Linked DNA regions of Homo sapiens: region 2 is linked to region 1. Evidence: read pairs that join two places in POLR2A ChIA-PET (ENCODE). Cell type or tissue: MCF 10A. All regions are shown on one strand.

The links. Peaks named below come from ENCODE experiments on the same cell type or tissue, not always from the same donor. Only the 100,000 strongest peaks of a DNase experiment are listed, where the experiment ranks them.
Region 2: POLR2A ChIA-PET joins it to region 1 with 9 read pairs; 7 of 35 experiments call an interaction of 5 or more read pairs at or near these places.

What each region holds. Positions count from the first base shown.
Region 1 is chr10:124,103,052-124,111,051 of GRCh38, reverse strand. No RefSeq gene overlaps it. Among named protein-coding and RNA genes, the nearest start is that of CHST15, 13 kb to the right of the region's middle. RefSeq lists an enhancer at 4,236-4,505. In MCF 10A, no CTCF peak of the experiment used is centred here; DNase peaks (open chromatin) are centred at 4,641 and 5,271.
Region 2 is chr10:124,049,845-124,057,844 of GRCh38, reverse strand. All of the region lies in intron 1 of CHST15 (carbohydrate sulfotransferase 15), which reads left to right. Among named protein-coding and RNA genes, the nearest start is that of CHST15, 40 kb to the left of the region's middle. RefSeq lists enhancers at 499-1,027, 6,842-7,342. In MCF 10A, no CTCF peak of the experiment used is centred here; a DNase peak (open chromatin) is centred at 3,634.

The sequences.
Region 1 (8,000 bases):
AGCAATCATACAGGAGAGTAAATGCCCTAATTTTGTGATCTGTTTTCTTCTCCCAAGTCCCCACACTGACATTTCTTGGGCTTTAGGTCTGAGATTTACTTCTTCATTTATTAAAGGGAATAGGAGGTGATGGCTGTGATTATGTGGTTGTGTTTTCAATGAAACATGCTTTTTAATGACTGTGCTGACACAGTCAGACACACGGACACTCCGCTTGTCTCTGTGGGTGGAGAGACAATGCATGTTGCGTCTCTGCAGAGTTTTACTCATGTCGGCATGACAACAACAGTGGGAGCCGTGTTGCACGGGATGCCTGATGTCCCTCTAGGTCATGGCGCCATCTCAGCAGCTGGATGGGCTGACTGCTCCATGGGGGGGCTTCCCATCTCTGGTGAATGTTCTTTGCAAAGGTGGGGCTGGCATGGACTGGTAGGCCCCTAACTCCTACTAGATTCCAATCCTTCCTGCTTCTGGCTCCCGAAGCCTCCTCCTGACAATCCATTTCCTTTATAGCAGCCTCATATTTTTTGACCAGGAAGTGACCATCATCCATCCATCCATCCATCCATCCATCCATCCATCCATCCATCCACCCACCCATCCATTGATCCATTCATCCATTGATCCATCCATCCATCCATCCATCCATCCATCCATCCATCCATCCACCAGCATTCATTATCTATTCTCCATTGCCCCAGGATAAGACCCAGACTCCCAAAAACATCCTTAGGATGATGTTGTTATAAGCAATAGAAGGTCTCAACTCAAACTAATCTAAGACTTAAGGACATTTGTCATCTCACAGCCCAGAAATCCTGGCAGGTCATGCTCCAGACAGGATGTCAAAGCTCTGACTTCACTTCTCCTGGATCCCATGAGCTCTGCCCATTGGCTGCATCTTCAGGGTGGAGGTGAGGTGCAGCTGCTCTGGGCATCACAGCTAGACACAAACATGACAGTATCCCAAGGGAAAAGAGGGGCTCTCTCTCTCTTCCACTGTCTCCTTCCTGCAGATGGTGGAGGTGGGTGGGGCAGGAGATGGCTTTAGGCTGTGGATTTTCTAATCCCCAGGAGAAGCTGATCATGAAGAGTGAATTCAAACCCCACAGGCTGTCTCAGTGGGCCTTCAGGCAGGCCAGGCAGAGCAGAAAAAGACAAACAACTACCTTCAGTGGGTTCCCGAGGCCCAGTGACTGGTCAATTGGGTACAGCCATGCCGACAAACCCATGCCCATGGAAGGCAGAGTCCCTCTCTTCTGCCCAGAGCTTGACACCATGCCACCAGTCATGGAAGGACAAACTCCAAACTGTCTGCTCACCTTGCAGCCCTCCTCCTTCCACCCAAACCACCTCCCGGAGCTGACCGTCCACCCACCCCCAACTCCCTGGGGACTCTCAAACAGCCTTCTCACTTGTCACCTTGGCTGTGCTTTTCTTTTGCCCAGGAAGGAAGACAATTGGCCTAATGGTTCTTTGTGCTGGATGTGTCACCAGAGCAGAGGCTGCCAGAGCCCCTGCAAGCTCCCCTCTTCATCCTGCCTCCCAGCGCCCCACCCACTGCCTCAGGCCCAGCTCAGACATCTCGTCCTCCCTCCCCCAAACAGAGGTGGTGAGGGGCAGGGGCAGTCACATGGGCGCTGCTGCCAGAGGTCCTGAGGCCAAACCACAGCCTTCAGATGAGTGTCAGGGTGGAAGCAAGCGATGGGGGCTGTGGCCAGCCCATCCTTCTTTGGTTTCCTTTTGAACAAAGAAAGGAAACAAAGACCCCATCACAAAAGTAACCTGCAACTTGAGTTGAGGGAAAATGTCTGGAGTCACCTGCCCTGGATGTACCTTCCTGGGCACAACTTGCCATTTGTCCCCAGTGCCCATTGGGAAACCCCCCCCCACTCGCCCAGCCCCAGGCTCCACTGCGTAAAAGGAAGGTCGGAAGGTGGAGCATCTTTTAGGTATTCATTCAACGAACTTCACCAGGCACCCACCGTGGGCACCCCTGTGCTAAGTGCTGGCTGTACATACTGATGTGGAAAGCATGTGGGCTTGGACAGGCTGTCCCTCAGTAGCGGGGTGGCTAAACAAGCCACTTAACCTGCGAGAACTCAGTTTCTGGGTTGGCAAAATGGGAATAGTATAGACCTCAGAGGGCGACTATTGGGATTAGATGAGATGTGTAAAGCATTTAGACAGAGCTCAGAACATGGTAGGCAGTGATGGCGGCAATGACTGTATTAGTCCATTTTGCATTGCTATAAAGGAATACCTGAGGCTGGGTAATTTATAAAGAAAAGTGGTGTGATTGGCTCATAGTTCTGCATCATTCTGCAGGCTATACGAGAAGCATGGGTCCAGGATCTGCTCCTGGTGAGGACCTCAAAGAGCTTCTGCTCATGGAGGAAGGCGAAGGGGAGCTGGCATGTCACGGAGTGAGAGGGGAGCAAGAGAGAGGGGAGGAGATGCCAGGTTATTTTTTTTTTAACAACCAGCTCTCATGAAAACTCGCTCGTTACTCTGGTGGATGGCACCAAGCCATTCATGAGGGATCTGCCCCCGTGACCTGAACACTTCCCACCAGCCCCCACTTCCAATATCGGGGATCACAATTCAACATGAGATTTGTAGGGGACAAACACCCAAACTCTATCAGACACAAAGCTCCTTCCCTCAGGGAGATCACAGGATACTATGGAAGCACTGCTTGGACTTGAGTTTAGCTGGGGGCTCCTAGAGGAGTGACTGAGCTGGGCTTCACCAGGCATAGCAGTCCACGTAGGCATAGCAGTCCACGTATGCGTACTTGGCATCCAGGTGTCTTTGCAGTGACTCAGGGACCGTGGCTGCTTTGCCCTTGGAGGTCCCTGGTCTCATCCTGAGGGAGACAGCACTTGGGGATCTCCGCCTGCTCCTCTGGGCCTCAGCTGGAAATGACACTGACCATCCTGCTCTCCGTCCCTGGATCAGGACTCGCCACGTGGCCCCGCATCATTGCAGAGGGGCTGGGAAATGCGGGGAAGCACATGGATACTCGACCAGCAGTAAATGTGCACCACTCAGAGGGTGGAGCCAGGGGGCTTCCAGGCTGGGGGAGCTGGGACAAGAGGCAGAAGGGCATCTGGGAGCCATCAGTCCTCCGGGTGCCTTCAGGGTGATGGCAAGGAAGGCGGGGGGGCGCTGCTTGGTGGCAAGGATGAGACAGTGGGTCGGGCTGGGCTGGGCCGGGCTGGAGAGCTCTGGCTACAATGAAATGAAGGCAGCGGAGCGTATAGGACACAGAGACCTTTTGGGAGGCTGTTGCAGAGATCTACACATGGGGGATGGACTCCTGAACTGGGGCTATGGCAACACAGCAGGGGAGGAAGAGGAAGGGCCTTAAGCTATCAACAGTGGAATCCAGCTTGGGACGGGGCAATTCCCAGACTCCTCACTTGGGCGACTGTCATTCACTGAGCTTGCGATCAGGGAGACTAGGGCAGCTTTGGGGAAAGATGATGGGCTTCTTGATGGATTGCCCCAACAGGCAGCAGGATACAGCATTAGAGGGCTCAGAGAGACCTGGGCCAGAGTCATCAACCTGCTGAACACCAGGTGCCCTGGCCACCTCCCCTCACACCCTGCAAAGCACCCACCACCCTTCTGCCTCTGACCCCTGCTGGGCACTGCTCAGCAGCCAGTCCCCAAAGAACAAAGGGGAGCCTGACAGATTAAAAAGCCCCGTGTGTTATCCTGGCAACAGAAGCTCGGAAGCCAGTGATCAATTCCCAGTCTGAACATAAGTAATCCCAGGACAGGCAGGGGTGGGCCGGAGGGGGCAGACATGAAGGTGCTCGTTATGGCCAGTGGAAGGATGCTTTTAACACAGAGATGGCCAGGGCACATCACATAAATATCATGCTTTGCAATTGTGGAGGTAATTGAAACATGATTAACCCCCCTGGTCTTTGGTCGTTGGGATTTGGAATCCAATATATTATGAACACTCTGTTCTGAAACTGGCTCTGTCGGCCTCTCCTCTGCAGACAGGAGCTGTTCTCATAAGCATCATAAAAAGCTTCGTGCATTATTGAACAGTGGAGGTAGTTTTCCTGTGCCCTGAAGTCCTTTGCCATTTTCTCTGTTGCATTCTGGCATTTATTTCAAACGCTCCTTTCAAGTCAACACAGACCCACCCGTTCAGCCTCCAGGAAGGAGCCCCCTCAGCCCCAAACACAAGCCCTCGCCTCTCACTTCTGGGAAGAATCAGGTTATCTGGAGGTGAATCAGAGGCTAGCTCTTTACAAATCAAGCAGCGTCTACATTACATTCTAGCCATTTCACAGATGGGTAAACAGAAGTGCAGAGGAGTTAAGTCATTTGCCTAGTTCGCTAAGCAAAACCAAAATAGGGTGAAAATGGAAACCGAAAAACCTGTTCTGACTTAGGTAAATCATGGCCACACCCTGTGCTCTGCAGAGGGAAAACACAAGCTCTACTGGACAAGTGAGGATGAAGCTACCCCTGAATAATCCCAGTGGAAAGTGGCAGGCTTGGGAAATAGAGTCGTGCTTGCTGGAGCCTCTCTGCCTCACCGAGAGGCCTGAGTGCCTTTTATTAAACAGAGGACTATTCAACAATAAATATTTCTCACACAAGGCCGGAGAAGTTACCACACTTGGCTCCCTCCCAGCCTGGCTGAGTCAGCAGGGAATTTGCCAAGGTGCGGAAACCTTGTGTTCTGTGATTTTGGTGTGTTGATATTTTTTAAATACTGAGCTGGAAAGCCTGAGGACTGCAAAACACACACGGATGCACCAACCCCATGGGTTCTGATCCTGAGAAACATGGGTTAGGCTCCTAGGGTGCTGGGAAGCTACAGCGGGGAATGGGTGGGTGGACGGATGCTACGGGGGATTTGGGAAGGGGTCAAAAGCAATGCTGTCTCTCAAATACAAGTTTCCTTTTCTATAGAATGGTTCGAATAAGGTGTAGACCCAGGGATGCTGTGAGATTAAGATTTTCGAAGTTAAGGGGCTTTAGCAGGGAGAGCGCTGGACTCGGATTTCAATCCTTCCTGATACAGTTATGACTTATCGGCTGTGAGTCCCTGGGTAAGAGGTTTCCCCTTTCTGAGCTTATTGTTTCACTTATAAAATGGGGCATTAATATTTCCTACACGAACCTTTAAGAGATAGGTACCAGGGCCCAAAGAACTGCATGAATATAAGTGCGTTTGCACAGAGATACTTACGGCATGATTATTTTTGGTGTGTTGCTACTGCAGCACTTTGCCTGGGGCAGGTCCTGTTCAGCCTTGGGACCTTGTTTATTTGTATTAGGCTTTTTGATGAGACTGGGGAGAGCTCCTTCACTAGGACTTCACAGAAAAGAACTCGTCTGTCTTTCCCTTCACATAATTAATATTCCAAATAAGAATTACACAGCCATTTCTATTAATATTTGATTCTTTGCCTCTTCAACTATCGGCTTAGTTTTCTGACTGAGATGAAAGAAGAAATAATTGTTTTTACAGCCACTCCTACTGAGGAGGCAGCTGTAGACCCTGATCGCAGCCAGGGAAGTAACAACTTTGTTTGGCCTGAGGACAAGAGGTGGGATGACGGTGTTAGCCTCAGTGGTTCCTGTGGGGAGAGAGAAGCCCCCCTCGGCTGCTTTTGAGGCAGATCCTGAAGGAATCGGCTTCTGAGTTCTGAGTGCCTTGGAGGCATGGGGAAGGCCTGCTGGAAGGCTGGTTCAGATGTGCTCCCTGCTGGGAAGAGATTGGTGCTCCACTCCCAGGACTTATAGAAGCCCAGCCTGGGGGAGGCAGATAATTAGCAGATGGGGCCAGAGGGTGACTTTCAGCTTCGACTCCAACACAGCCCCTGTTGGGCACCTGCAGGAGGCAGACAAGTACCTGGCTCGGAGGACGACTGGGCACGGCCTCCTCATCTTGGTAAAGACAATGGGGCTTCCCACTCTGGAAGGACAGAAGCCAGCCCTACACATGGTGCAGTGCCTGGGGGCCTCTGTGGTCCAGGAGATGTCCTTCTCCACTCCTTCACTTCTCAGAGGCTGGGCTCCTGCCTCCTGGAAAATTGCCACCACCCGGGGCCCAACCAGAGGCCAGATATCCCCAGAGGCATGGGGATAGTGAGGGGGTAGCCCCTGATCAGAGTCTCCACCTGGACTGAATTCTTAGAATTTTATGTTGCCCCAGCATCCATTTTGAATATAAATTTAACTTTCTCAGACCAGAGGTAGAGCTTGGACCCACCTGACAGTTTCCACTTCTCTGGCTCCTCCCAGTTCCTCAATGTGTTTGATCCAGACCTCTGCCTTATACCAGGCCTCCTGGTGACCATGTCCCCCACCACCTATGGGACAGCTGGGTACAGCCTACTCGATTCACCCCACTGACGTCCAGACTGCATGGACTGAGCAGATATGCCGCAGCGACCCCCTCTCTACCACAGCAACCCCATGGAACGTGTGCCTGCTTGCTCTAAACCCACCAGCTATAACTCCCATGGGAAACCTGCTTAGATAAGGCCCTGGACCCCAGTAAAGGTTCTGGCCCATGGGTCCCCCCGGCCCTGCTCCCGACGTGCTGGTGGAGCCTGTGTGCCCCAGACAGCTCCCTGCTGCCCGCTGGCCCTGAGGCATGCTGCCCTCTTCTCTCTGGGACCTGTAAGTAATAACACCTGGTTCTGTTATTTCATGTGTTTTGCTGAGTTACCTCCTCTGTGTCTCACTTGACTGACACACCCAAATCTACCTTCCCTTTTGCTCAGTGCTGTCCTAGAGAGTGGCTGTCCTGGTAGGAATAAACTGGACACAAGTCAGGCAAGAGTCACAAGGGCATCTGCCAGCACAAAGGACAGGGACACCTGGTCATGGGTCAGACACTTAGGCCTCAATCAAGCCGTTCCCCAGGGCAAAGAAGCATCCCATGAAAGGTACACAACCACCTCCCCTGCAGCGCTGTCAGGGCAGGGCTAGAGCTTATAGCTGCTCTCCTAGGAGAGACCTGAAGGCCACATTAGGGGACAATATAACACCAGCCTTGGAGCCTTTGCAAACTCTGTTCCAAAGCGAGAAGTCATTGTGATGCCATGTTTAGAGGCAGGTGGCCCCAGGCAGCAGGGACACCATCAAAGGTGGTGTCCACCATCAAAGGTGGTGTCCACTGTGAGTTGTGCCCCATCTGTAGGCCCTGCTCCACCTCTGTTTTGTCCTAGTCTCAGCTCCATCACCCCTCTACCCCCTCCCGTGATAGAGCCTGGCCTGGCTTGGGAATAAAAGGAGAAAACAGGAAATAGCAAACCGCCCCAAGGATTGTAATTGTGACACTGTCATCTGAAAATGTTTGCAGTCCTTGTTGGCATATGCTGCTGGAGCAAAAACATGCAAATCTGGAGCAAGGTGACAGGTGGCCCTTAGGATCCTGGAGGAGACCCCTGGGTTCCAGTTTGGTTCTAGTCTGCTGGGGTGGGATTCTCAGACAGCATCTGGCCCATTTCTGGGTTGGATGGTACTCTGAACAGGGCACTGATTCAAGGGCCAATGAGTCCCATCCCAACTCCTGCAAAGCTGTGTGCATTTTGCCAACTGCATGAGCTTGTAGACGGGGCAGTGTCCTCTCAGTCCTACTCAAACCCTTGCAGGCTCAGCTTAGCTGGAGCACCTGGAAGCCATTGGTGCAGAGCCACAGACTCAGCCGCTGGTGTTTATCACCCCAGAGGTTGCAAAGTGATGGCCTGTGGGACTCTCCTGCAATCTGATGGCATTGGTTCTCACTGTGTTGTACAATTATTTTTTCTGATTTAGTTGCCCATCCAAGATTTATTTTTTAAATTGGGCTATTTCACAATAATGTTCAAATTTCAGACTCCCGTCCTCCATCCAGCGGGAGCTGAGACATAGCTGCTTCCTTGGATGGGCTGGTGTGCTCCACCGTGCTGAAGACCCGTTCCCTGTTGGCCACCTCAGGTCCTCTCATTCATTTCCCAGCCCCCCTCGCCTGG
Region 2 (8,000 bases), 53 kb after region 1:
TGCACAAGGGAGGTGGAGCTGATTACCCTATTAGAGAGCAAGCTATCACAGAATAGGAAAAAGACCCCATTCTCCCTCCTGCCTGCCACGGCCAGAGGCCCTGGTTCACTGAATCACTGCTGTTGTTACCACGCTTGTTTGGCTTCCTGGAGCAGAGCTAGTTCTTCTGCAGATTCTCTGGGGCTGGGTGGGCTTCACGGCTGTCCTTGAAATGGGATATACAGTCCCGAATGTGGGCATTTTTCTGGAGCCTCTGGAGTCTTTGTTCTGGCGTTAGATGGGATGTTCCCAGAGGACCCAGGCTGTTCATTTATTTGTCTGTACGAACGGACACGCTGCAGCCCAGGCCTGTACGACTGGACACGCTGCGGTCTTTGTCTTTGGAGCCCCAGCAAATGCAAGCCCTGCACATAGTAGGTGTTTAAATAAAGAGGTGCAAAAGTGCGTGGGCCACTAATCTGGAGAAAACCCTGTGTCTCTTTTGGATTAATTATCTGGCTAATAAAGCAAGCGCTGCGCCGGCTAGTCAACGCTCACTGCAAAATCACTGGCCTCTGAGCAGCCCTGAAAGACATAACAGATGAAGATAATGAGTTTGTATTAAGGAGAAATTAACTTCAGATCATACACCCATGAGTGTTATGGCCAAAAGGGGTAGTCCCAAATCCATATCTTATATACGGAGAAACAGAGGCCCTGAGAGATGAAGTGATGCTCAGGGTGACCAGCCAGGTTAGTGATCAGGACACCAAGTAGCTCCCTGCCTTGCTGGGAAGGTCCCTCCTTTGCTGCTCTGAAGTTTTAAAATGCAAATTATCATGGAAGCCACCACCTGGGCCGCAGCGTGTCCGGTCATACAGGCAGGCCTGGGTCAAAGTGTGTCCGGTCGTACAGGCCTGGGCCTCAGAGTGTCCGGTCGTACGGGCCCAGGCTGCAATGTGTCCGGTCGTACAGGCCTGGGCCGCAGAGTGTCCGGTCGTACAGGCAGGGCTGGGTCAAAGTGTGTCCGGTCGTATAGGCCTGGGCCGTGGAGTGTCCGGTTGTACGGGCCTGGGCCGCGGAGTGTCCGGTCGTACGGGCCTGGGCCGCAGCGTGTCCAACTGCACACAGCCCAGGCTTCTTTGATGTGCGGGGACAAAATAGGAGTTGGGGGCTGCGCACCGGGGCCTGCCTCCTGTGCATGGGGCCAGTTCCATTCCTGTCCATTGTCTCAGCTGCAAAGGTAACTGACAAGGGACAGCCCCGCCTCTCCTTCCTCCCCTGCCCCTGCCCGCCTTTCTTTCTGTCCTTCCTTCCCCTGTCCCCACACTTGGCACCAGGCCAGCCTCTACACATCTCCGTTCCCCCATCCCTTGTCTCTGTCCTGGAGCTGTACCTGTCTCCTAGCACACTTTCCTGGCTGCAGGAGACAAGCCTGAGTGATGAATAGAGTCTGAATTGAGACAGGTTAAGACTCAATGCCCCAGGCCGACAGGGCATTCAAAGGAGATTGAAGGAGGTAGGGGAGTTTCATCCCATCAGCTGCCTCCTGGGATGCTTCCCTCACCTTCCTGTCCTGTGTCTCTGGGTGAGACTGCAAATCTGTATTCTCGGAAGGGATTCCTCAAAAGATTGGAAGGGGGAAGGGCACCAAGGGCCTGGAGAAGCCGCTGGACTGTCTGAGGCCAGGCCTGGGTGGTGGGGTAGAGGTTAGGATGGGCTCCCTCTTGAGGGATGGTGGAAGACTGAGTGTCAGGCTCCTGAGGCCTCTTGACCCATCTTTCTATAATGGGCTGCATGTCCTTGGGGAAGTACAGACCACACTGGCCTTGGTTTCTCCTCTATAAAAGGCAGGCTGGATGCAGGTACCCGCAGGTTTGTACTGGCAAGCTGATGATTTGCTGGAGCCCACCTGGGTTTTGCCCTGGGTCTGAGTGTACCCACCATCATTGTTGAGGGGTTCCGGGTGTTTCTTACTGTGAATGACTGCAGTAGAATCCTCAGGGATCCCAGGAGCTTCACTGTCTTGCATTTCCCATCTGTACAGCAGTGGCTGGTTTACCCTGGATCTTTGGGGATGGGTGCGTTTCTGGAAAGTTGGCCCTTGTTGTTGAGCACTGAAACAAGTTCTGGATGAGCATGGTCATTTGGAGGGGGGTGAGCTTTTCCAGAATTTTCCCCACAGCTGCGCCAGGCTCGCCAGAGCTACGGGCCCTGGTGACAGGGGTGCCCGAATGATCCTGGCCAGCTCAGCTTTTTAGTACCTTGTTCTACTGTAGAACTTGGGTGTTACTTCCTGCATCTGTGTGGCCACCTGCCTTTTCCAGGGCATCCCCTCAGATAAGTGGCAGACAGGAAAATTGGACACCGGTGTCTGGAATTATAATATATGCACACTGAAAGCAAGTAACCCTGGAGTGAGGACCCAAGGGTCTCTCCAGTAATAATGCAAGGAATCCGGGTCATTTACCGAGAGGCAGGGGAGCCAGAGATCACCTCCAACCCCCTCCTTGTGAGCTCTTACGTGGGCTCCTGAACTGCATCTAGAAGCCAACTTGACACCAGGCAGACAAACAAAAGGGAAGCAAACACACTTTGTTAGTTTTACCTGGACCTAGGAATCTTCACGAGAGAGTGAAGTTTGAAGGAGTGGCCAAAGCAAGATGTTTTTAGACCTTTTAGACAAAGAACAATCCATTTCAGAAGAGACAGAACAGAAGGGACCTGGTGGAGTAATATACATTTCTAGGGGAGTCTCTGGGAGATCTATGGGATGTGTAACGGCAGTGGAAGAGAAGGGTTACTTTGTGAAGTGTATTTATCCTGGGTCATTGCAGCCCCAAGTTCCCAGGCTGTGCTGAGGAGGGCCATTTTCTTGGCCTGGCAGGGGAAGGGTACTCCTCCCAGAGGAGTCTATGGCTTGGAGTATGCAGGAAGAGACAGGTCAGCTGGCCCTTTCTGAAACTATAATTTCTCCAATGTTTTCGACTCAAAATAATCAACATATCAATTTGGCATGTTTTGGGATGGCTCATCCTTCCACGGTGTGCGGGGTACTAGACTCTGGGTTAAGCATTTTGTGTATGTGACCTCATTTCTTCCTCACATCCACAGTAGGAGACTGAGATCATTTTATTCCCATTTTACAGATGAGGAAACCTAGTCACAGAATGGTTAAATTCGTTGCCTGAGATCATAGAGCAGTTACAGACTTGATTCGGGTTGAAATGCAGGTCTGCCCAACTCCCAAGCCTGGCATAATGTCTTATTTTCGACTGCTTGGAAACCATTTTTCCTACATCCCATCTTTCTACCAAGTTGAGAATCAGTGAGCTCAGGACGCAGGGGAGGCGCTGGCTGCATATTGTAGAGATCTGATCTTGGGGAAATGCCTGTTTATTATGGATATGGCTTATGGACTAAAACAATAGCATTGAATGTACGTTGTATGCATGTAAGGTAGTTGTGATTAACCAAAACCAATGTTGATGACGAACTTAACAGAGAGTCAAGTGTGCTTTAAAAATAAGCTTAAAAAACTGCCTGGGTTTTGTATGCACAGATTTTGGGCCAGCCAGGAAGATCCCTCAGGTTGTGGTTTGAGAATACCTGTTTTAGACAAAGCACGGGTGATGTGTCCCAGTCATCAGGAAGGATGAAATCTGGCAAGGAAACCGTAAGGATCAGATTACAGGAAGGGCTTGCTCAGGGAGAGGAAGGAAGCAAGGAAGAAATTAGTAACTGAAAAGAGGCAAGGAGGAAGGCCTCTTCATCAGGAGGTGGGGGAGTGTGGGGCAGTGGATAACTAAAACAAAACAGCTGTGGTTGTCATAAACACATTTTGTCAGAAAATAACCTGGTGTGTTATTTTCTGATGTTTCAGCCATTGTGTCTTGATTCAGGAACAGCTCCCTTCCGAGTTTCTTTTTGTTTGTTTGTTGGTTTTTGAGAGAGGGTCTCACTCTGTTGCACAGGCTGGAGTGCAGTGGTGTGATCACAACTCACCGTAGCCTCAACCTCCCCAGGCTCAAGCAATCCTCCCACCTCAGCCTTCCAAGTAGCTGGGACTACAGGTGTGCACCACCACACCCAGCTAATTTTTGTATTTTTTGTGGAGACAGGGTTTTGCCATGTTGCCCAAGCTGGTCTAGATGACCCTGGGCTTGAGTCATCCGCCTGCCTAGTGCTGGGATGACAGGTGTGAGCCACTGCGCCCAGCCTCCCCTCTGAGTTTCCATCATTACATTGGCCTATCGGCTGCTGGTGGTAGCCAACCTCTGGGAGGCAGAGGTTGCAGTGAGTAGAGATCACACCACTGCGCTCCAGCCTGAGCAACAGAGTGAGACTCTGTCTTGAAAAAAAAAAAAGAAAAGAAAAATCAACCCTTTATTATGTCTCTGGTGTCTTTAGGAATTGGCTGGGATCCAGCGGGTATTGGCTGCTCTGGGTGGGCTCAGCCAGGTGGCCCTGCTCCACCTGTCTCCCCCTCCTCCTGGCCAAGCAAGTGTGCAAGAGGACAAATGAGTACACAGGACATGTCTTAGGGCCTGGCACGTGCCAGCTTTAAGCCCACTTCTGCCTCATTCTGCTGGCCAAAGTGAGCCACCCAACTCAAACCGAAGGGTGGAGAAATACGTCACTCCTGTAGCTGAAGGCCCTCCAAAGTGGCAAAGAATGTGAACATGGGAAGAAGAAAAAATTGAGACCAATAATGCAATCTATGGTAAAGAGTAATAAATGACTATCAAATTCCCATTGTGGGCCAGGACTGTGCATCTGTAATACCAGCTAACATTTATTGAGCACTGACTATGGGCCAGAGACTCTTTTTTTTTGGCAGACTCTTGATCTGTTGCCCAAGCTGGAGTGCAGTGGTGCCATCTTGGCTCACTGCAACCTCTGCCTCCTGGATTCAAATGATTCTCCTGTCTCAGCCTCCTGAGTAGTGTGGATTACAGGTGTGCGCCACCAATCCTGACAAATTTTTTATTTTTAGTAGAGATTGGGTTTCATCATGTTGGTCAGGCTGGTGTCGAACTCCTGACCTTGTGATTTGCCCGCCTCAGACTCCCAAAGTGCTAGGATTACAGGCATGAGCCACCGCGCCCGGCCGGGCTAGACACTCTTTTAAGCACCTTACATGAATGAGTTCACTGAATGCTTACAGCACTGCCATGATACAGGTCCTGTGATTATTCCTAAGTCGTATCCAAAGAAATGGGGAGAAGAGACGTTTAATATCTTGTTCAAGATCAAACCTGGGCAACCTGGCTCCAGCACTCGGGCTCTTAACTCCAGTGCTGTACGTGATCTGTTGCTAGCGGGGACTTCTTTTGAAAAATACAGAGGCCCAGAAACCTTAAGTGATTTGTCCAAGGCCGCTGGGTGGACATGGACTTGGAATCCTAATCCATGTGACTGCTGTGTCCTCTCCGCTGTGCTATGGGCCAGTGAATGTTGACGGAGTGGTGTGGCTTTATTCTGCTTATTGACTGGGATGTGATCAAAACTGTCGAAGTCCAGATAGAAGACTGAATCTGATGATTTATAATTTGTACAGAACTCTTCAGTCTTGTTGGCTTTCTTCTCAGTCTCAGCAACAACCTTCTATCTTAGAGCTACATGTGAAAAATGTTCCTTCTCCTACTTGTTGATGAATAGTCCTTGAAAAAATATATTTCCATATATATAGCCTAGAGAGGAATGTCAGCAGTTACACATACTAATCAGAAGAAGGCTTTGTGTTTTAGTAAAGGTTAATTAAGACCCATTGAATTTTTTTTCCTTAAAACATAAAAGAAAAATAATGTAATTAGCTATTTTTTTCCCTCTCTGTCCCCAGAGGGCAAATGTAAATGTTCTACCTAAATGAAGCTATTTGTTTAAATCCATCCAGATTTCTTCTGAAGTTTCATACATCTTTCTTCTGCTATATCAGCTTATAGCTACAATAATTTAATAAGTTTTTCCTAGGGTGAAATTGGATGCCCTTTATCGATCTTACACTGAGGGGGCATTCAATTACTTAATCTAAAGTGGTATTTCTGGGTCTCTCAATTACAATTTTGTTATAAATGGCTTGCTAATGATGCTTGGGTGCATAGGTTAATAGGGGGTGTCCAAGCAAGGGCTGGGTAATTGAACACTTTCTATTTTGGGACCCGTTATCTGATTTCTCTCCTGGTGCCAGGTTCCCACAGTGATGGTCTGCAGCCATCAGGCTCAGAATTGAGCCCAGGTGGGAAGCAATCTCACTGAAATGTATACCTGAATCCTTTGGTTTAATACATGAACGGAAGTGCCAAGGGCCCCGTCTTGTCTGAGTCGACCGGCACCAAATGTGGACATTCCAGACAGGTGAAGTGCAGGGGGCATACATGACTCCTTTCTGAAGGAAGAACCACTTGAGTGTTAGGTTTCTGAATGACTGTTCTTGGGATAATTTGTGGCCTACGGAAAAGGCCAGATACAGAACGTAACAGCAATCCATTTTCCTTTCAATACCACCCCATTAATTGGATTTTTCTTCCCTGAGTTATGTTCTTTAATAGTTATACATAGTAAACTATTCTATACATATTTTACTATGTATATTTACTATACATAGTAAAAATTCTTTTGAGGCCAGGCGTGGTGCCTCATGCCTGTAATCCCAGCACTTTGGGAGGCCAAGGCGGGCTGGATCACTTGAGGCCAAGAGTTCGAGACTAGCCTGGCCAACATGGTGAAACTCCGTCTCTATTAAAAATGCAAAAATTAGCCGGGCGCAGTGATGCATGCCTGTAATCTCAGTACTCGGGAGGCTGAGACAGGAGAATCGCTTGAACCCAGGAGGCGGAGGTTGCAGTGAGCCAAGATCGTGCTGCTACACTCCAGCCTGGGCCACAGAGTGAGATTCCATCTCAAAACAAAAAAAAGAATATGTAGTATGCCTTCCTTCTTGCACTCGAGCAAATCCCACCCCTGACTTTGGCCTTCAAGACTCTACAGAGCCTGGTCCCTGCCTCCTCTCCCATCAGGTTTCCACCCCCACCAGCCTGTGCCCCAGGGCCTACCCTGCCAGTAGCCCTCATGGGCTGGGACTCCCCACAGCGTCTCTCTACGGGGCCTTTGCTTCCCCTGGTCTCCACGTGACTGGCTTCCTTCTTGTTCAGGTTTCTCCTCCAACGTCCCCTCTGAAATCAGGTCTTCCCTGTCACCCTGTGTATCATACCTCCCACTTCTTTAAGGCAGTAGCTCCAACCCAGGGGTGATTATGCACCCCAGGGGGCACTGACAATGCCTGGAGACATTTTTGGTTGTGACATGTCAGGGGAAGGGGTGCTATGGCATCCAGTGGGTGGGGGCCAGGGTGCTGCTAAGCATCCTACTGTGCGCGGGACAGCCCTGACAACAAAGCATGGGCCAGCCCTAGGACGGCACAAAGAATTCCAAAACCCTGTTCCAATGGTTGTATTGCTCTCTCCCCCTTTTCTTTATTCTTTTCTGCATAGCCTTTATCTAGCAGCATCTGTGATTATCTTATTCATTTGGGACTTCTTTATAGCTTGTGCCCTGCAGCCCCTACCCCTGGTGGGACAGAAGCTCCACTTGGGAACAGGCCTCCTCTCTGGGTCAGCCCTGCACCACTCGCGCCCGTCAGGGGAGGTCTTGTCTGGAAGCCGCCGGGCTCTAGGGCCTTCACTTACAAGGGACTCACCTGGTCTTCAGATTGCTTGTCCATCTTACTGAGTATTTGACATACTATACAGTGGCTATCGATTTTGGTAAAAACTTGTAAATGTAAGACAGTTTTATGTTTTTTTCTCAGAGAGGCCCCCACCCCCACGCCCACCGCAGCCCAGGGGTATTTTCCAACACCAGCAAATCCTCCAACTCCAGAACCTAACTGATTATCTTACCATTCAATTCAAGTCTGCCCCTACCAGAGGCAGCCTCAGACTCTACCGGTTTGAGGGCTCGGTCTCACCAGACTGCCCCACTTCAGATGCCAGTCCCAAGTATTGGGTCCCCAGGTTACC